2 separate regions of the Mus musculus genome follow, and region 2 is linked to region 1. The links are chromatin loops, found by intact Hi-C in ENCODE. Cell type or tissue: left cerebral cortex. All regions are shown on one strand. Each heading gives the region's core, and the rest is flanking DNA. Links, peaks and the distances in the headings are about the cores only. Region 1 overlaps Atxn10 (ataxin 10). Region 2 overlaps Atxn10 (ataxin 10).

Region 1 (11,106 bases), core at 1,501-9,500:
GTTACTGACCTCTTCAGTAGGATGAGGACAATCACAGGGTTAGTAAGTACTCAAAACCGCTCCAGTCAGGTACCACCTTGGAGGTGAGTCTGCTGCTTTTATTGTTATTATTACCTTTCCTGATGTATGCAGAGACACTGAAGAGAATGCCCCTTACAGAGCTTTGCCTGCTCTGGACTAAATGGATTCTGATGAAACAACTTTTCCACTGTCTCTTCTGCTGCAGAGTTCTGTGCAGATGTTTTATAACAATCTCTCCACCCAGCACAGGGGCCTTGCTGTGTTTTCTGCTCTGGCTGAGGTCTCCTTTTAGGCAGTAAAGCTCAGCCATGACACTGTTGCTGGGGACCTGGGTCTGACTGAAGCCTAGTACTCTCCCCATCTGTCCCCACAGTGACAAGGAGGAAGGTGGCTGTGCAGCTTGTGCCATACGTCTGCATGTTCCTTAACATCTCACAGCCCAAACCTGACCCAGGCCCTGAGCACGCTACCTGTGGCTAAGTAGTTAAATCACATAAACTCTGCGTGCAAAGGCCACAGCTCAGGTACAGCCGAGTCCGGCTGGTAAGCAGCACACTTTCCAAGAGGGAGGGGGCACGGTGAGGAAAGCACCCCCGGCCGTCTCCGTGGCACCGCTCGTCCGCCCTGTGTTCGGTGCATGTGCTGGGCACTTCTCAGGGTGCCGCATGCAGCAGCCCCTCTAGTCTCAGAAGTGACGTCAGAGTGCTGCCCCAAACACAAATGGAACCACTTGTGGCCCCAAAGCCCTTTGGTGTGGTCTGGGTTAGAAGTGGTATTGGTTGTTTCTGATCCTGAAACCTGTAGTGTGATAGGGATGCCAGACTGTGCCTGCTTTGTACCACGCTCTGCTTTGAAGTGGGCAGTAAAAAGGACTCCAGAATGTGTAATGTACAAAATTAGTTTCAGTGCTCCAAGATCCTTCACCACCAAAACCCCGGGAAGACAAGGGACCTGTGAGCACAGCCCTTGCTGGCCACAGACGCATTTGGAGTGGGCCGTGCATCTGATGCCTGCCTGGCAGGGAGAATGTCGTCTTCCCATGACTTCACTGCCAGCTGGACGGGCCCACAGTGTGTTTTCTCTCTCATCTTGGATGCTGGATGATGCACATCTGGAAATGAAGGAGAAGGGCCGGAACCCAGCCAGGGTCTAGACAGAGAGCGGTATGTGGCTTGGTTCCCCACCCTACCCACAGATGCTATCAGGAAGTGAGAGCTTTCATAAGGTGGGGAGAGGTGTGGGCTTCGCGGAGGAGCCCTTGAAACAGTATCTCACCTCATCTTTAAAGGTCACTCTAGGAAAAGTAAGTTGTGTGTTGTAAAGATAGTGAGTGTGGCCTTCGTTTCTTAAGTACAGGTGTGGGCTGTGCACAGAGGAGCCAGTCTCCCGGACAGTGCTGTTGAGGCATTTGAGAGCTCTTCAGTATCACGTATCTCTGTGACATTTCTTTCTGTCTCCCTGTGGCTGAGTGATAGTTCTGAGGTGCCTTCCCCTCTGTATAGGCAGAAGCTACCTGCTGTTCATAGCAAGTATTGAGAACGTGTATTCTGTATTCTTCATATTGCGACCTATAATTCACAAATGTGGCGATTTTTTTCTTTTCCACCCTCTTGTATTTGTTTTCCCGTTTTGCCACTTTGGGCATTGGCAGTGAGCCATTAATTAGTAAGTTGGCAGGTGTGCTCACATGACTTGAGCTGTGATTGTTAGACGACATTAAGACAACAGGCTGCAAACCATGAAACAGCACATGGAGCACTCACTGAAGCTTGGAGCACAGATGTTCCCTTGTATTAAAATACAGTATGCAGAAGACGTTAGATACCAGATCGTCCGACAGTTTAGAGCAGTGTTGGGGGCTGGTGTGGGTGGTTTGAGGTGGTTATTACATACCCTGTTTTCAGCACCATGCTAGAAATGCTGGAGGAGCTGTCCCCATTAAGCCTTCCTCTGTAGTTTCTGACTGACAATAGTGTGTAGTGAATGAGTGTTGATAACCAAAGATAATGATGAAAGTTAACAATGATGTAAATGAACTTTATAATGAAAGCAACCTTTGGTTGTCTAGGAATGGTTGGCCTCTGCAGAGAACCCTATGGCTTTGTGGAAGAATAGACACCTCTACTCAGCGAGCACCGCCTCTGCCCTATCTGCCTCTTCCTCTTCATGATCCCTCCTTCCAGCGTCTTTTCTGGCCATGATTGTAGCGGCCTTTCTTCCCTGCGGTAACATGTGCCATGAAGCTGGGCTTTGCGAGTAGCATGCTTTACCTTCTTAATCCCGGCTCTGAGGGCGGGGGTTGGGGGAAGGTGCTGAGCACACTTTGTTCCTGGTCTGTACCCCCCCCCGCCCCCCCCCCTCCCCTGTGTTCTCCCTGCTTTGTATGAAGGAAGTAAGCACACTTGTCTTTTTAGTAATGTAGACCATTTCCAGAAATGGTAGGGGGCTGCTTGCTATGTGCCACAGTCTCAGTTTGCAGTTTGAAAGGGTGTCAGTTAATTGTGACGCAGGTGTTTATTGTTCACTCTACTCCTCAGAAAACCCCTGCAAGGCATGCATGGTTCATAAAGGCCCTTGAAGGAGATTTGTCTGTCATTGACTCCCTTCTCACGGTGCAGTTTATTGGAGGAGCTCCAGCCTGCTGTCTGCCCTATCGCAGTAGCCCCTGCCAAGCTGTATGCACGTAAATCCCGGGCCTTCGCTGACTCGCTGTCTAAAATAGCTTTTCAACATACTGTGTAGGTAAAGATGAACTATTATGTGATACACATAAACAGATATTATATGAAGCATGGGTTTGGAAAACGTACATTTCATTAATAGCAATTTAAATGTCAAAGCTTTTTACTTGAATTTTAGGATATACATGTACTTCGTATAATATCTGTTTATGGATATGTTTTGCCAACCCTCATTCTCAGCAGGCTCCTAAACACAGTTCTGGCCTTGACAACAGTCATCCTTGGACTTAAAGTCTGTTGAGTTTGATTTCTGGAAACATTCTGCCTATAGCCAAATGAAGTCTGTCTTATTATCAGTAGCATTTTAACTCAGCTGACTATATTTAAAATTGACTTGACCATGAGTCTGCTGGTTGGTACTGAGTTGTTGGTGAAGATTTACCTACAATTTTCTGCCCTACTGTTACTGAGCCACCTAACCTGTTCTCAGCCTCGGGCTTAGGGTGGATCCACAGAGTTCCCAGCCACACAGGTTCTTCCTAGTGCAGCAGCAGTGGTCTCTGTGGCCTAGGTCACAACACCAGAGTGTTGTGCAGAAGAGCTCCAGCGCTGATTGTGGCCCTTTCATGGCACTTTTGCGACAAACAGGCTCATGCCTTCTATTTGTAGTAGCTATGGAAACAGGAGAAGCGCTCTCTCAGGAGCTAAGCACACAATAAAAGACTTCAAGTGTTAGCAGGATTAGAGACTTTAGAAGATGTTGAATTTTCTCCCCCACTCTTTCTTGTTCCCTGTTCCTTTACAGAGGGAACAAGAGGGCAATGTGAATATTAACTGGGACTTGTTTTAATCTCCCTTGTGACACTTAAGACTGTCTAGGTCTGCACTGACTACTCAGGCTGCAGCCTTTCACCACACTAACAAGGAGACCATGCATATTCATGACCCAGCGCTGGGAGCAGACTACTCTGAAGATTGTCTTACAGGGTTTCTCTTTTCTGTTCCAGTCTTCTGAAAGAATACTTTCCTTTTGTCATGCATGAGTTCTGAGTTCTGGTCAGGTAGGAGGAAGGAGCTTGGGTGCTGTTGCACAGTAGGGTGACTAGTTAACAGTAGTGCACCTTAAGTTTCAAGAAGTCGAATGTTCTCACCATAAAGAAGTAGTAATGTTGGTGTTAACAGCATTGCTTAGTGAGTAAAGGTGCTTGCAGGCATGGCAACCTGAGTTTGATCCCAGAACCCACATACAAGTGACAGAGAGAACTAACTCCACAGAGCCTGGACCCCGTGGAGTGCCCAGCTAGCACAGGTATTCTTAGTTCCCCACCCGCACTGATACCCCCCTTCCTGGTCCTGCAGCAGCAGCAGCAGCAGCAGCAGCAGCAGCAGCAGAAGCAACATGACGCTGACTGCTACTGTGCTCACTGCGGCTTAGGTCAAAATACCAAAGTGTTCTGCAGAAATGCTTACCTCCACACATGCAGCATAGCACACATGCTTCCCTCACACATGTATCACACATGTGTACCCATGCACACACACAATAAAAAGGGGGAAAGAGAACCAGCAGGGTAGCTCATTGTGGGGTAAAGGCACTTGCTCTGCAAGCCAATCAGCCTGAGCCCAAGGTCCAGAACCAATCAATGTAAGGGTGTATGAAGAGAACCAACCCCACAGAGTCGTTCTTTGACCTCTACAGCACACAGTTAAGTGACAGGTGCTGGTGTTGGTAATTTGTCACTGACTTCTGACTTCCCAGGTGCTGTGATGTTGGTCCCAGTATGCTCTTGGGACGATAGTTCTCTCCAACCCCTCCACTGCCTGCATGTCCACGTCTTGGCACTTGTCACTACCAATTTTAGAAATGACAAAATGCCTTTGCTCTTTGGCCTTCAAGGCCCTTTGATTGCAGGTGCTCTTAGAAAAGTCTTAGCAACCTCAAATTTGTTCAAGCTCACTTATCTTTAAGTTAATAGCCAGAAAGTTCCAGAAAGGAGAAAATGTCTTGCCTCTATCATTTTAAAGCAGGTAGTTCTACCTGTGAGCCAGCCCCGCCTCCAGCCTTTTACATTGTCTTTGAGTTTATGCTGCAAATGTTTGCTCCTTTAGCCCTTCTCGTAATTGCTGCTGCTTCTTCTCTATAAAAAGTGAAAGACGAGTTGGTATAATGATCGTGTCAACTCAGGTGTACAAAGAGTCACAGCAAATAATTTGTCCAGAAATTACTTCTTGTGTAGGAATGTCTGGCACCACAAATGTTATTTTCATTTTCTATAATAGCTCAGAGTGGAGACTCACTGGCCATGGAAAGGGGGCGAATTGCAAATCCAAATTTTATTTCAGTATTTGTGGGATTCCGTTTTCAGAAGAGAAGCAGAGCCTTATAAAGGAGCTGGGCCTGGTCATGACGGATGGCAGACAGATTGCCAGGTGAAAGCAATGATAAGCAGACTCCACATCCGCCAGCAAGCACAGCGGCTGCTCTTTGCCTTCGGAAACACTTAGCCATTGATACCCTCAAGTGGTTTCAGTGATAAACCTTCAAAGACCAACAGATCGTTCATTCATTCATTCAAAACTGCTAAGTAGGACTCCTCTCTGTGCCAGGCTCTGTGCAGGCCCCATAGTCCCACAAACACGAGCCCAGCCCTATGCTGAAGTTCTGAGAGAGGCTAGACAGAGAAAGGGTCATGGTTAGGTAGAGACTGCCCTGAGGTGATATAGAGAGCTTGACAGAGCTATAAGCCAGGGTTGGGACAGAGACGGGACAGTACAGCCTTTGAAAAGCCTGTAAATGCCCTGATCATACAGTACCCTGCTTTTAATGCTTGAGTCTTGGTAGTGAATAGATCAAGTTTTACTTTCCTGTAAGGTTACTGAACTAGAGTGAAACAGTTTAATTCCTTTTTTTTTTCAGTACTGTAAGAAGAGCACCCACCTTTAATAATTCTGACAGCTTCTCTTGAACTTCACTTCTGATTTGGAAATCTAGAAGTGTCTCAGAACCAGTCCTCTTGCCAGAGAAGCCTAGGGCAGACCCAGAAGCTTGGTCTGACGCCTTTTAGAGCCACATGCACCCCACTCTTCCTCTGGAACTGCCAGAGTGAGTGTATCTAATGACTGTCAGGAAAAGGGTCCTTCCTTTTGTGTGTGTGCTGGGAATCAATACCATTACCCAGTGAATGCTATGTTGTGCAAGCACACCGAACCACTGTGCTCCATCCCCAACCCTCCAGATTTGATTATTCTGACTCTGTTGATCATGAGCAGATAGGCCTATTTCTCTGAAAATATATTTATAATAGCATAGGCTCCTTGGTTCCTTCTGGACCAGAGTGAAGACAAGAGACAAAAGACAAAAGAAAGCCTGTCCTCGGTAGTGCCTGTCTTACAGGATGCTGTATAGCAGCAGTTTTCAGTTCTCATGAGTATTACACAGCTCCTAGCACCTAAGTCATCATGAATAATGCAGTGATGTGACCTCAAGCTTCTATCAGAGGTGGGGACACCGCGCAAGGCATTTCATTTGCGGGCCAGGGTATGGGGAGGCAGTGAGGGTCATGTGCTTTCAGGGCATGAGTGTTTCACACTGGACCTAGCAAATCCTTCACAGCTGAGGCTTTGTCTCTGAAATACTGAATGAGAGAAATTCCATGGTGACTCCTAGGAAACCATTCTTACTGATAACTGCACTTTAAACAGAACAAGTTTCCTGTCTGATTTTTTTTCCCAGCGCCTCTGACTTGTCTGCAGAGCCCTTCTGTCCTCCCTAGTGACTTGACAAAATGCCCAGGAGTGCAAATGTACTGCTGTGTTCATAAACCTCAGAGTGGCTGCTCTGAGCCTTTGTCCATGTGTCTCTCTCTGTCTGTCTGTCTGTCTGTCTCTCTCTCTCTCTCTCTCTCTCTCTGTGTGTGTGTGTGTGTGTGTGTGTGTGTGTGTGTGTGTGTGTGTCAGATTCTCACTCAGGAAGCCATTCTCTGGGCCTGGTCACTGACTCCCATGCTGGGCCCACAGCGCATGTGTGCTTTCACAGCTTTTTAAATGGGTTTCTCATTGAGTGCATATGTATTCTCCTTCTACCTCTCTAGAGGATCCCATCGGTATTCCTGTACACCTCCACTGCTTACCTCTAACAGTCATGGGAGTTAGAAAAACAGGGAAGTTTTCTGTTAAATTCCTTCACTCTGGCTCCAGTTATGATGCAGTGGGTGGTGTATGCTGTGCGAAATCTCACTGAAGACAACAGCCAAAACCAAGATGTCATTGCCAAGATGGAGGAGCAGGGCTTGGCAGACGCATCCCTACTGAAGAAAATGGGCTTTGAAATTGAAAAGAGTGGGGATAAACTGATTCTGAAGTCTAATAATGACATCCCCCCGCCTGTAAGTACCCTCTGTAAGCTGTCCTCAGTCCCTCCCAGAAAGCTGCCCCTGCATCTCTGTGACTTGGAAGTGAGAGGTCTCAGTAGGGAACATGGAAGACTAGAGAAGCTGCCTTCTGACACGGTTACTGACAGAGCTGAATAGCACTGCAGATAACTTTTTGGGCAGACTTTATGATGCCATTTGCTTAAAACTACAACTCATGCAGAGCATGACATACAAAAGATGCTGAAGTGTATTCATGGCAGAAACAAGTTCCTGACCAGAACGAGACTTTCCTGTAAGGAGCAGAGGTCACTGCAAGAGTTTGTGTGCTGATGCATGCGTCCTTTAAGGATCTTCCCAGTCCCCCAGTACCATGATACCTGCAGAGCTCTGATTTCTCCTTTGTCTGATGGTTCTTGTAAATAGATGTGCTGTACCTATGATGCTGTTTCTGTTTTTTTTCCATAGTGAATGCCATCTTCATATGAACACATTCAGATTCCATCTCACGGACCTCTCATCTCTGCAGTGTATGAAATCACAAGTATTGGACATGTAGGGTACAGATGAGGGAGCCTCCTAATCCTTTAGAGTAAATGAGTGTAAGCTACAAGTGGACGTTTTCTTTATTTCTTTGCAGTAAGTGTTACTGTCTGCCTCACCTTTGTCCCTCTGGGTAGAACTCGCTTTCCCGTCATATACATTGTGCTTACTGTTGTAGTAATAAACGTCTCTGTGGGCACAGCCCTCACTCGGCAAAGACTGGGACCCTTGATTGGATTCTGCACGCCCTTTCAGATGGCAAGTGTGCTTCATCCCTTTGATTCTCTGCTTCTCATTGGATTTCTGAACTCTGGCGGGCACTTGAAGTAAGTTTCTCACTGTGATTAATTCTACCAATCTCTTTTCTCCCCTTCTGCCTTTCCAAAACATTGACATGACTCATTTCCAGTTAATTAATTTGAGAACCCACCCTCTTCATTCCATGCACTGCGTTGTCACAGAGCCCTGTCTTAGAAAGGCCGTGAGAATGGGTGAGAGACCATGTGGCCACTTAACTGTTTGCATCCCAGGTGGACTTAGAGTTAAGAATTCCTTAAAAGTGATGCTGACATCTTGCCCATATCCATGCTGCCTGACACAGAAAGGAATATTGTACTTTTTTTGATGTGCAGTGCCTCTAGTGTGCTGTGCCTCATGTGAACGGGGCGTCCATAGCCTCTTCTGCTTAAAAGTGTGGCTGTCACAGAGACAAGCTAATCTGGAGGAGCGAGGATATATTGGTATCGAGCTTTAGTTCTATTTTTGTAGCAGGTAAAACTGGATTATAGAAGGCACTGGACTCTGTAGCTACCTGAATCACTAATAAAATCACCTTGATCTGATGGGCCATGTTGTAGAGGGCTTACCATTATTTTCCTGAACAAGCTTGTTCAGAACTAAACTATCCAGAGACATCACACTCATGTTTATACTCCCGAAGTGAAGCCAGTAAAGAACCATCCAAAAGCTTCATGAAAATACTATCCCAAAGTCGAGTTCTTGTAAGTTTCTTTATGTCCAATTACCTTGTGTTCCAAGAATGGCTTGAGCTATTGATGAAGTAACAGTTTCCCCATATGTAGCTCACTGTCTGTTATGAAACATCAGATTGGAAGCCTAGAGCAGTTAGGATGCATTTGAGATGTTCAGCCATTGCAAAATGTAAAATTCACAAAGAAGCCATTCCCTTCTGGGGCACCAAGAGTTAAAATCCTTTCTCTATAGCGGTCTGGCCAAAGGGAAAGCAGCGGGGGGCCCTTTCTCCTTTTAACAAGTTTACAACGGACATTCTTCTTTCCTCTCAATGGGTGTGTACACACCAGTGGAGTCACACAAACATGTCGGTATGCACCATATAATAACAAACACAAATCAATAAAAGGAGCCTTGTGAGAATGCAGAATCGGGTATGGCTGTGTGCTCTAAATAGGAAGTGTGGGGCTTGCCAGAGTGAAAACATGCTGATGACTGCATTGTGGCTCCTTTTGATTCCCTGGAGATGAAGGGCTGAACACAACAGCTTCCCTGTGCTCCACCAGAGGGCTTGGGGCTTCCCAGAACCTTGTTTTACACCCTATAGAGGATTAATTTGCCACCTCAATCAGCCCTTTGTGGGGGTGGGAAGCAGGGTAGCCCCACAAAATTTGTAAAGCTAAAAAGAATAGTTTTGTGACCATATTTTTTTCAAGAGCAAACTGACAAAGCTTCTGGTCTACTTCATTTTCACAGATAGAAAAGAAAGGATTCTCGACTTGGTAGTAAGGCCAAGTATTTGCAGAGCGCTCTCCTATCATAGGAGAGACTTTAAAACGTGTTTTCACAATTTTAGGGCTGTCCCGTTAGAAGTTGTCCATGTGTCTCATGGTTGCTTGGGGATTATTGAAAAGCAAAATGTCAAGGTGCCTAACTGGCTCAGTGTCTCAGAATCTGACCACGGCACTCACTTCAGGAAGCACTAGATCACACTCTTGCAGAAGGAGACACAGAGAGATGATTAGGGTATAAAAGGAAGACTGCTCGTTAGCACGCTGAAGCTCAGATGTCTGCCTGTGTATCTTAAATCTGTCCTCCTCTGAAGTGACTCATAACACCACCTGCCATTTAAATTGTATGTAGTAGTTTTTCTTTTATTTTTCAGTCTTTTAATTTCTATCCAAGAACAGAAAAACTTAAAAGATGTCAGCCAGTAATTTCTGCATGAGGAAAACCTGTTTAGAAATGATCCCATCATCGTAGGTTTTGCACATAGCAGGCTTTTCTCTGTAGAGCATCGAGTCAGTCAGGTGTCTAAAGGCAGAGAGAGAGGCTGAGGAATGGTCCCAGAATCCCAGAGAGTATAGAGTCCATTGAGGGAGCCAAAAGGCCGCTCGGTGCTGTCCAAGGTTCTGATCCCTCAGCCCCTGTCAGCCTCTCTTCTTGCTTTCAAAGTTCTGGGGTCGTTTTCCTCTGGCACAATGCTTGTTCTCCCCTCTACACACGTTTACATACTTATTTGTAGATCAACTGCTACATCCTGTTTAACTATACAAGTTTGATTTGTTGTCTACAGTATATATGAATTTTTAAGCCAAGCCTTTTCTGTCCATGTGTGGCTATACTGTTAACTCCTTCATCACTGTCACACTCTTCTCATAGCCATAGAAAATCCATGAGTATGACTAGATTTGGGTTTTTTTTTAAGTATTTGCTAATTTTTTTTTTTTTGAGACAGGGTCTCAACATGTACCCTGGCTGGCCCAGAACTCACTATGTAGTCTAGACTGGTCTTGAACTCACAGATCCACCTTCAAGTGCTGGGATTGAAGGCATGTGCCACCATATCCAAGCCAACTGTTGTCTTCTTTCTCTGTTTTAAGACCTTGACTTGCGTCCTTTGTTTACTGGTGTGTGTGTGTGGTGCTTGCTCTCCATCACTAGAGCCAGAGCTTGGGTCCCCTGTTAGCTAGGAGCTAGGGTCCTGCTCTGTCACCAGCAGACACTGAAACAGATTGCACGAGTAGTCTGTGATTCTCAACTCTGCAGACCTGGATCATAGCGCGGCCCACCTCTCCAGAGCCTTTGAGGACGGAAACAGGTAATCATAGAAAGAGCTTGCTTATAGGAATAAGAGCTTGAGTCAGCGTACTCGCTAAAATGGTCCAAGGTCACACAGCAGTAGATGTTAACAACTAATCGGTATAATTAACTGGATAAGAATGAGTGAGAAAAACATGTGGCTGTTTTTCCTGGGAGCATGGAAATTAACTGTGGCAGAATAGGCTGCTGTGTTGCCCAAGACACAACACAAAGGAAACCATGAAGATTTTAGATTTCACAATCACAATGTCCGATTCACAGCTGCACTTGTTATTAGCTGAGTAGCCTTGAGTAAAGCACTTAGCCCCCTGAGCCTTCGATTCCCCTCAGAAGGCCAGGTGCCAGAGACAGGAGTGAACAGGACGGTCATGGCCCCTTCCATCATGAAGCAGCATTCTCACGAGACTGATGGGAAT
Region 2 (11,106 bases), core at 1,898-9,897, 59 kb before region 1:
TGGTGTTTAGGTGGCTTGTTTGGCTTCTATGTAAATTGGAGCCTTCGGATACATTTGGCTTTAGATTTCCCAGACTAGATACAGATGCAGGGTAGGGGGATTTGTCTCATCTCACTAAAAGAAGAAAGGCACGGATGGTTTCTTTGTTCAGTGCTGCATGGCTGCATCATGTCTTCTTACAGGTTTGTCAGCGCCAACCTCTGAGCAGCCTTGCAGAGCAGGTTTTGCTGGGGACGGCAAAGGAGAGGCTGTCCAATGGTGTGTTGGCAGAACCCAGAGTAGAATTTAGATTTGTTTTCTTGAGAATTCCCAGATCTGTCCCTGGTCTCCTGCACTCTAATGTAGACTTGCTGAAGATCACCTGCCCATAGGCCATCCACCTAGAGCCTTTCAGCTCCTTCTGGGTTGGTTCACATCCGAACCTCCGGTGTTCTTTCATCTGTTTCTTCTTCACTTCTCCATCAGCTGTGGATGTCCTCAACCTTCAGGGCATTCTTTGGTTGATGAAAGTTTGCCTCCTGGGAGGTTCCATTCTAGGAATGTTGTGAGAATTCCTTTCCTGGGGAAGCAGCTATCTTTTCTCTACAAGCTCCTGAGAACACACCAAAGTATGATCCTGGGGAATCCACAGTTCACCCAGAGAACCAGGGAAATTTGGGGGCTTACTTTGGGTAAGAGACTACTAGTAAGAGTGGGGGGACTCCAAAGCATTAGCACCCAGAAATCTTGGCTTCCCCATGGCTTCATAGATGGAGTTCCTACCAGTTTGCTTTCCCAGCCTATATACTCTAGCACCTCCGGAAGCTACTTGCAGTTAGGGCAGAATTTCATACAAATGGCTGGGAGACACAGGGGGAGAAGAATCTCCCTCTCTAAGGGTAGAGAAGTCATCTTCCCTCTAATGATCCCGTGAGGGCTCTTGCAAGCAGGCACAGCTTGTGAAAAATACAGTTGTTTTGCTAAAGGATTGTGTTCTATAAGGAACATCTGGGGATCTTGCCTCTGACCCACCAAGCTATTGGCAACAGGAACTTTGGTAGAATCTTTATACAATGCATGGAAGCCTTTTGAACCCTACTCGATTTCTGCTTGTCACATAAAGTCATTCATTGGAATGGCATGTCCAGCAGCTGAGTAAGGCACCTCTGTGGCCTTTCGAGTTTCCTGCCTTTTGCATCTGCATTGGGTCACTAGAGCTTACTCTGAAAAAGGTTGACAGAAGAATTGTTACCATTAGTTTCTAATGGAGAAACCAAGGCTCAGGGAGATTTCAGTGTGATTTAATTTAACTGAAATTTGAATCAGTTTGAATGCAAGCTTGATGCTGTAGGTTCTGAAGATGATGTTGTCAGTAGGGGCTAACATGTGCACTGGTACTATTACTTAACAATTGTGTTACAGAGGCCTGCCAGAGAGGATCTGAAAGGCTGTCTTGTACTCTAGGGTGGCCATTCCAGAATAGTTCTTTCTGGCAAAGCTGGAACACGAGGACATAGAGTTAGTGGGATGGGAGATCATCTCCCTCTGTTTCTGCACCTTTGGACAACCTGCTCAGAAATGTATGGAGCTCAGCCCTCCCTGGGTCACGCTGTGGCTCTGATGTTCAGGTTGCTGCTCGAACTATAAAAGTCTAGCCTTCTTTACCAAGTCATGACAGAGGTGCTCCTAACCTTTCCAGCTTCCCCTTACTCTGTTTTCGGCCCTCCATTGCATGGCACTCCTTTGCTATGGCTGTAATGATTAGTTTACCTTTAACCCCTGTGGACCAGATGGAGAGCGCCTCTGTTTGGGTTTGCATTGTAAGAAGCACATGGATATTAATGCTGTAAACACAAACCATTCTCTGCCTTCTTTGATAGAACCTGATTCAACTCTCAAACCACAGTTACGCTTTCTCTTCCCACTCTTCTGCTTTTTACTATTGTTGAAGCTTCTTGAAATGACTTATTTGAAGAAAAAAAAGTTTTTAATTCTTAAAGCTAAATATACTATTTGAAATATCTGGGAAGATGAACCAGTTTGTCTACTTTTTTTTTGTCCCCAAAGAAAAATGTCATTGACTAAAGTACATGTACTTGTTGCTTGTGGGGTGCATTCTGCCAAAGGCTCCCTGTCAATGGCGGTCAGTTCTTCCTTCTTTCCCTCCTGCTACCTCTCCACCTTGTAGCAATTCCCAGCCTTGGTGCTGGTGCCTGGTCATCTCTGTTGACATATGTGCACACAAAGCTTTCGTTGCCTGTATCAGTTCATTTAAAGACAAGTCAGGCCGGGCGTGGTGGCGCACGCCTTTAATCCCAGCACTCGGGAGGCAGAGGCAGGCAGATTTCTGAGTTCGAGGACAGCCAGGGCTACAGAGAAACCCTGTCTCCAAAAAAAAAAGAGGTTCAGGGTGTGAGGAAGGTGTAACTCATGGCCTTCTGTCCAGAACTGTCCTTTAGGAAAGAGGTTCTTAAACATTTGTGACCATAAAAGCACATTTGTCAACTTTTTGTTCATTGTGTTATGCCTTTAAAACTTGTACCTGGGAATTCATAAGTGAAGGTTTATCTTTTGTGATCTGTAATTTTTAAATTAGAAGTGTAGGTTACTCTACAGTTGTACAGTGCTATAGGTCCCAAAGTATTTCCAGACATGCATGTTATCTGCTTTGTCCTTCGTCACCCCCTTCCCCACTGTCCTCTTCCAGCCTGCACTCCTCCTGCTGATCCCACCCCCTTCTTCCCCATGATGGTTCCTTTAAATGTGTCCTCTCCATATGTATGTAATGTCGCTCTCGATCAGACATAGGCTCTCGTGGGTGGTAGGCAGACTCTACCTCTGAGCGGCATCAGTTGCCCAGTAACAGTTTATCGTAAAAGCTATTTGTTGTAGGGCTGGACAGAGATGGCTTGACAGTTAGGATTGCACTGCTCTTGTAGAGGACCCAAATTCTGTTCCCAGCACCCATGTTAGGTGGCTCACACCTGCCTGCAACTCCAGCTCTAGGGGGATTTGAGATCTCTGGCCTCCTCAGCTCCTTCACTCACACACAGAGAATTAAAAATAAAGTAAATCTTTAAAAAGTTGTTGTATATTCACTACAACAATATGGAGTGTGCTCCAGGAATCATTTGTTAAACAAAGACTAGATAAAAGAAACAACTTTACACCTGAAAACTAAAATTCCTTTAAATTCTGAATTTTGAGATAACTTACAAGCTTTTTATGTTTGAGATTTATTTGTTTGCTTAGTCAGTGTGTATGTATTTGAGGGCATGTGTGTCACTGTGCATGTAAGGAGGTTCTGTCCTTCCACAGTATAAGTCCTCTGGATTGAATTCAGGTTGTTAGGCTTGGTAGCAAGCAAGTTTACCCACTAAGCCACCTCAGCAGCCCTGTTTGGGATATATTAATACATTCTGACCTAGTGTATGCCTTAAGCCTTTTTGTGTGGTTCAGTTTAGTGTCTTTCTGTATGCAGTGCGGCAAGCCTTTCAGATTCTCACATTCAGAGCAGGCTGGCAGGCCAGTCCTTTACAATTCCCTCCTGTGTAACATGATTTCAAGCAGGGTGCTTACTTAGTGAGTCTGAAAACTGGAAACAAATTTATGGCTTGGATTCCAGTGCCCAAGCTGTTTTATTGAGACTGTTTTTCTTAGAGTCAGTGACTGCTCATTGTCCATCAGTGCTGACTAATGATTGATTGAATAACGACTGGATTAGCACGTGCTAATATCTTCCATTGAGCCGCTGTAGCATAGGCCAGGGTTCCAGAGTCCTTACTGTCTGCCATGAGAAGGGACACTTTCTATAATCTTTCCCTGTACTAGCATCATGTGGACTTCCCACCTTCTTTTCCCTTTCCTTTCCTTTCCTTTCCTTTCCTTTCCTTTCCTTTCCTTTCCTTTCCTTTCCTTTCCTTTCCTTTCCTTTCCTTTCCTTTCCTTTCCTCCTCCTCCTCCTCTTCCTCCTCTTCTTTCTCCTCCTCTTCCTCCTCTTTTTCTTTTTTCCCTTTTGTTTTTCGAGGCAGGGTTTCTCTGTGTCCTGGGGCCTCTGTCTCCCAAGTGCTGAAATTAAAGGCATGCACCACCACCTCCCAGTCCCAACTACTTTTTTCATCCATATGTTCTCAAGTTGCTCTTTTAGAACTGCTGGTCTCACAGAGCTTTGTGAACCTTTGGAAACATCAGAGCAGCCAGAATCAGGTTCTCCTCCACTGAGCCTTCCCTTGATGGGTGGCTTTTCTACCTTACTCTGCATATGCAATTGGTTTCTGTGTGTGGATATATCTTGGTATGTATCTCAACAGATTTATACTTATATCTTGCTTTTACTTGTCGTTGGTGTGTATAGATTAACCACTACAACAATATGGAGTGTGCTCCAGGAGTCATTTGTTAAACGAAGACTATGATATGAAATTTTTCATAATGGCTCACCTTTACCATAACAGGCTAGATCGGTTTGCAACTATACTGACAACCCCAGACCTCCTTCCTATCCTCCGCTGCTCTAGCACTCTTTCATAAAACTTATTTTTTATGTCTGCTGCTGAGAAATGAGTTGCAGCCAGTCTTTGCATGGATCTTGAGCTGATCATTCTGTACAGGTGATGGGTTGCTAAGCCATCTGGCCTTCTTTCCCAGGTCATGGTGTAAGTTTGCCCATCTTCTCAGGGCAAGTGACTGTCCTGTGACTGTGCCTAGTCTCTCAGCGCTACAAAGTAAGCTGTGTTCTGTTGCTGCTATTTTTCAGTCCTTACAACAGGCAGTGGCTTGCAGTAGTGCAGACATAACTAAAATTCTGTGAACACAAAGTGGCTCCTTGGTCAACCACCCACTGACTGTAGTGCCATCAGTTCTGTTCTCAGCTTCCTTGCTTCAAATGGAGACTGCTGTACTTGCTGTGGGGTCCAAAGGACTGAATGTGACAGGATCTGATACACTACTTAGACTCTTCATGGACCTGAGCCTTCCTCTCAGGTTATCGATCTAGTTAATTTATCATCTCCCAACTATATGGCTTAAAAAGTTTTATTACATTTATTTTTGTGCAGGAGTGGGTGGTATGTGTGTCTATGTATGCATGTTATGGCGTGAGTATGGAAGTCAGACCACTTGTAGGAGTTGGTTCTCTTTCTACTATGTGGGTTCTGGGTTTTGAACTTAGGTTTGGTGGCAAGTTCTTTTACCCACTGAGCCATGTTGCTGACTCTCAGATATATATATTTAAATGGAAATTGTAGATAACATGCCATAGGAATTTACTAAGTAAAGGAATCTTGATGCCTTTTCTTTCTAGGTGGGGCTTGTTTGGGGAAAGTACTGAAAGCATGTAAGAAAATTTCCCTTGGGATGAGAGTACTTTTTTTTCTTGTCAGGTCTACCACGAATGCTTTTATAGTTGAATTTTTCTCTTGGCATTATCCACTGAAGAGGAGAAGTATTTTCTATATCTATTCTAAAATGTGTTCCAGGACAGTCTTAACGTATAGAAGGACACCCCCCCCCACACACACACACACTTACTCATTTATTTAATGTGTGCCCACATACACATTAAGTGGACATTTAAACTGTGGACAAACTGACAAAAGAGGACAGCTTTTGTCAGTCAGGTCTGTCCTTTACCCGTGTGGATTCTACAAATGGAGTTCGTCCGTCATGTACAAGCAGGCGCCCTTACTTCTTGAGCCACCAGCCCTGGAGGAACTTTTCAGTCTCAGGTCTGTGTCCTCCTGCCTGCGTTGTATGCTCTCAGAGTTACAGCGTATTGATTTGATGATTGAGTGTATAGACAAGATCTGGCTCGCTTAGAATTCCACTTCTTTGTAATATAATCCAAGTTCAAGAAATATGTCAAAATTCATAAATCAAGCTGTCACCATTAGTTTCTTGAACTTACAGTTCCTGCTACAGAAAGTGAAATTAAAATTCCTATCTTGAGGATACATTCAGAGATTTCGTTTGTTGCAGCTGTACCTTTTTTTTTTTTTTTTTAAGGCAAAGAGGAAGGCTGCCGTGGTAGCTCCATGGTAGACCATCTACCTCGCCTGTGTAGGGCCCTACATTCAATCCCTGGTACTGCCAAAAAAGCTAAAGCACTGCCGATGTTTTATTGTTGGACTTCAGGACTCCTCCTTTTCTGTTTTGTAATAGGCGTAGTCAGCTTGTTCTTGTGTGGGAGGGGCATGGCATGCTTTAAAAGGGAGACTTACAGGAACTGCAGGAGCCATCTGTTGCTGTTACTGCTGCATGCCAGGGGTCCATGGTTTGTGCTTCCTCGTGCTACCCTACTGCCAGTTGAGTCAAACTGCTGAACTCCAGGTTCAGTGAGAAACTGTCCCAGAAGACAAGGTGGAGAGTGATGGAGGAGGACACCTGATGCTAACGTCCGGCCTTCGAGTGCACATGTAGCAGGCTTGGTTTTTAGCTTGTTTAGTTTTTTTCTTACAGCACCTGAAAGTTAAGAGGAAAACACACACACACACACACACACACACACACACACACACACACACACACAGAGGCATGGATCTAGAGGTCCTGTTTGTCCCTGATAGGAGGAAAATGGCCACCATGGTGACTATAGCCAGTCTTCCTTCCTTTGTTCCCTTTGCATGATCTGTGCACATGTCCTTACCTTGTTCAGCCAGTATCTAGGGTTTATCAGAATTTCAATTCGGCTTTTATAGAAAAAAATTAAAACATTAGCATATGATCTGGGGAATTTTACTAACAAAAATAATTAAAAACTCATATCGAAGTGATCAGGGGCATTCTTGAGTGCATATCAATTTGTCAGTGTGAAAGAGAGGCAGAGGCAAGGACACAAAAATGGAAAGATTATTCAATCCTGTAGTGTGTTGGGTTTCTTTTTTTCTACTGCAGAGGAATAAGATTTGTATTTACCTTCTGCTGGTTTGGGCATGTTAGCTTTTGGTGAATGAGTGCATGTTTCACATTTCTATTGCATGTCAGAATCTAATGAAAACCCAAGTAATTTTGACACTGTAAAGTTTCTATCTCTGTAGCTGTCATTAGTTTGGGAAAATGGGAAAGTTTTTATTTCAAGTGTTAAACTAGCCCCTTCCATTTCTGAGGGAGCAAAAAAGATGGAACTGCCTAGCATACATCTACAGCATTGTCAGCCTTTGGCATGGCTAATTGTTTGCTTTTCCTGGCAGCAAAGGATCAGAGTTATATTATTAAATACCAGAAAAAAAATCAGTTTTGAAGTAATTATCTGGCATCTCTTTCTTTCAAAGCTTATCTTATTTTGGTAGAATTTAATTTCATACTGTTATATTTTAGTAGGAGAATGGCATCGAGTCTCCCATGCTGTGATGTTTAACTCAAGTCTGTGTTACTGCTGGGTAGCAGTTGGAAAGAGGCCATTTCTACTCAGTTCTCCAGATAGGAGCTACCACACTGTTCTGTAACCATGGCAGGGACCTGAACTCTAGTTTAAGTATGTATTTGCCATCTGCTCTGCACCAGCTGGTGTTCTAGACAGTGAGAATGTAGAAATGGATTTGGCATAGTGCCCTCTTGAGGAATTCATGTGCACAGGGAGACAGATGTAAGAACTTGCCATTTAAGTGAGTTCTTGAGGCTAGCCTGAGATTGAGTGACTGCGGTGTGTACCAGAGAGATGGGAAGGCTCCACTGAGCTCAAGATGAGCCGGGTGCCTATGTGAAAAGCTGAGGGAAGCAGGGGATGGGCATCATGCTGTGGGCTGGCCTCGCTCACAAGGGGAGTGCCGGTGCCTGTGAGCCTGGCTTGTGGCTCAGCACTGGGTTTTGCCAGCTGGCCTCTTTCTGCATTTAGCTGGAATGTGAGGACAGTTATAGCCTTTGGAGACTATCAGAGATTTCATTTCTGAGCCTTCTTGTGCTGTTTTAAAAATGGACTTTCATTGTGCTACCTGCTTACATTTGCTTTTAGTTATTTAAGACAATTGCATTTGGTGTTCCCCTAGGCCCTTGTTTACCGTTTTTCTCAATTTGTATATCTCTGTCTTTGTCTTTTCCACTGCCCTTCTCTCCGCTTCCCCATCTCTTCAGTGGACTTTCTCCTAGTGACTTAGGGGTTTTTAATTTGTTCCTGTTCTGTGGGATTGTCCTCTTTAAACATGGAGGGCCCATGGCTCCTGTCTTGTAAGCTTGTCCTCAAACTGTGCTTTGCTTTTGTCTCCACCTCCTGACATCACAGAAGGTTTATCCACCTCTTGCCAATTTAACATTAGAAAAGATTCTGAGACTGGTGAGATTGCTCAGCAGGTAAGAGCACTGACTGCTCTTCCAAAGGTCCTGAGTTCAAATCCCAGCAACCACATGGTGGCTCACAACCATCTGTAATGAGATCTGACACCCTCTTCTGGTGTGCCTGAAGACAGCTACAGTGTACTTCTAATAATAATATAAATATATAAATATAGATGTATAATAATAAATAAATAAATCTTTGGGCCAGAGCAAGCAGGGACTGAGCAAGCAGGGGGTCAACCAGAGCAAGTAGGGTTGATCAGAACAAGCAGAGGTCCTAAAATTCAATTCCTAACAACCATATGGAGGCTCACAACCATCTGTACAGCTACAGTATACTCACATACATAAAATAAAATAAATAAATATGAAAGGAAGGGAGGGAGGGAGGGAGGAAGGAAGGAAGGAAGGAAGGAAGGAAGGAAGGAAGGAAGGAAGGAAGGAAGGAAGGAAGGAAGAAAGAAAAAGATTCTGATGCTATGCTGACAATACAATTTGGGCCCATTGCCTGCGTGTGGCAGTTGTCTTCCTGTGTTCTGTCTGTAAACATCTCAGTAAACTGTAGCCCTGTTAAAGGAGGGGTTGAGAGTTTTTCATGAACTAGCAGCCTGTGAGCTCCAGAATTTTACTCTCCTTGTCACTGGCCCACTGAAGACCTTTGAGCTACTCCCTCAGCAGTGCTGAAACCCTGTCCTCTGCAGATCTTATCCCAGTTTCATCCTGGGGACTTCTTATTTCCTACTCTGGATTTTCACTTCTGCTTTTACAAAATTATGCAAATGCCCTTCCAAGGATTAAGCAGACCATATCCCACCAGTCTTGCAGGAGCTACGGAGAGCAGCTGTGCGCCAGGGGCCTGCAGTATTTCCTCTGAACTTTCCTTGACTGCCTGCTTCTTGTATTATTGTCTTCCCTTTAGCACAGCGCATGGAAACTCGGTTGTAGAGAAAATTTAAATTCCAGTGGTTTTGTTTGTTTGTTTATCCCTTTTTCTTTTTTTGCTTACTCACTAGGCGACTCTTCACATGTTTAATTTTTGAGTCTTACTTCATTTAGAAAGAAGAGGTAATTTTCCTGAGCTCATGTTTGTTGTGAGAACTAAGTCTCATTAGTCCAACAACACCAGTAACAATCTTGTATGAGTGCCTCCAGTGTTAAGTACTCCAGTGATTATAGCATGGCTTTCTTTAGCCTGTGCTCCTCACAAGCCTGAATCCCACTATGTCATTTGGCCTTTCTCAGTGGAACATATGGGAACCATCTTCTAAGTACACCTCCTTGGTGGCTGGTGGTTGCTTCTCGTCCCTCAGTCTTGTGCTTTGTCCAACAGAGCAGGCAGCACCCATGAAGGGTTCCAGTAGTGCAGAGGATGAGCTCCCTGCCAGTTTCTTCTTTGCTTGTGAGCTTCCATTTTCTTCCCCCACAGTGTGGAAGTGGCTTTCTCTTGTTAGCCAGTTTCCTGGTACCCAGCAATGCTTGGTGCTAGGCTCTATAAAGAAAATGGCCGCTTTACTGCTTTATGTAGCACCCAAAGCAAAGCTCCTGCCCTCCTCTGTGTGTGTGCACAGTGCTGGCAAAGCCTGGAGCAGAGCTGCTCATTCACGTAAGCAGAGGGCCAGTGCTGTTTCGCCATCATCTCCTTTCATTGTGTTACAAGTGTCATTGTTTAGCTCTTATTTCCTTTAGTTCAAATTTGTATGAAAATGCTGACACACCTGGATTGAGAAACATTTCAAACCTTAATCATTCTTTTATATATTTGTGTGAAAGCATTTCTAGTCTTTTCTTGACAATAAACTCTGACCCAGACAGTTAGGAGAGCGAACGCAGGAGCTAGACTTGATGCTGCATTCATTCTCTGTCCTTTCCACTCGCGCTCGCTGCCTTCATAGTGGCTGCCTTCCTCTCAGCCATTCCTAAATGGAGGTGAAGGGGGCTGTCGATACCCTAGTAACCAGATACCCCATAACTCCTTATCCCACTAGCAATAATAATTTGTATGTATTTGGAAGCTCTGTATTTCTTTTCAGGAAAAGTATTAACTTAGATACTCAGATGGGAAAAACAGACATGTTGAGCCTTAGTCAAGAGCTTGCAAAGGCTAGCTGCTTCCACACTGGACATCTGTAGCATCAGTGCCAGCAGCAGAGTGAGCACTGTGCAGTCCTTACACTGTGCCTGGCACCCCTTTGAGCCCTTGCTTTTATCAGTGTATTTATCTTCGTGATACTTTTTGAAAGTGGACACTGTTATCCCATCTTCATTTGCAAACTCAGGTATGTGGACATTAAATAACTTGCCTGGGTCTCATAGAATCAGTGGTAGAGAGCACCAGAATCTTGCCAGACACATTCTCAGTTTCCTTATCTGCTCAGCCCTGGCATGACCACGGCTTAGGAATTGTCACTGGGGCACCTAGTTATCCAGGGCTGTTTCTCTTAGGGTTTTCTATGGTGTGATCATAGGATTGATTTATATCTGCAAATGTATGTGGGATAACCCATATCTTTCAAGTATGAGAGTTATAGTGGCTTTTGTAAATTAAGCATGAATTCCCTTGGTTTTCCAGATTATTTTAAGTTAAGTAATATGGAATGCAGTCTTGAAACATTGATCTTTCCAAAAAAGAAACATTGATAAAAAGAAAATTAATATATCAACATATTCCACAAACAGAGTAGACAGTTGTTTTTAATCACTTAAGGAAAAAGAACTAAAATAAGCACATAAAACAATTGTGACAGAATGGCAGGCATTTCCTAAGCTGCTTCCAGCTTCTGTTTGTAGTTTTCTGACTCAGGTGGCTTTGAGGCCCCTCTGAGAGGTGCCCATTACTGTGCGAATGGAGCCTCTCACAGT

The links. Peaks named below come from ENCODE experiments on the same cell type or tissue, not always from the same donor. Only the 100,000 strongest peaks of a DNase experiment are listed, where the experiment ranks them.
Region 2: a loop joins it to region 1, with 5 times the contacts of the local background. A loop is called at or near these places in 4 of 42 quality-filtered maps.

Annotation. Positions count from the first base shown.
Region 1 is chr15:85,455,381-85,466,486 of GRCm38, forward strand. It overlaps Atxn10 (ataxin 10), which reads left to right. Exons shown (of 12, transcript NM_016843.4): 11 at 6,900-7,087; 12 at 7,541-8,457. The coding sequence ends at 7,543. Among named protein-coding and RNA genes, the nearest start is that of 7530416G11Rik, 42 kb to the right of the region's middle. In left cerebral cortex, for the core only: a CTCF peak has its summit at 9,161; DNase peaks (open chromatin) are centred at 3,352, 3,644, 6,450 and 6,921; H3K27ac peaks cover 1,801 bases.
Region 2 is chr15:85,395,908-85,407,013 of GRCm38, forward strand. The region is part of intron 9 of Atxn10 (ataxin 10); the gene reads left to right. Among named protein-coding and RNA genes, the nearest start is that of Gm23517, 50 kb to the left of the region's middle. In left cerebral cortex, for the core only: no CTCF peak of the experiment used is centred there; DNase peaks (open chromatin) are centred at 6,177, 7,495 and 9,574; H3K27ac peaks cover 1,941 bases.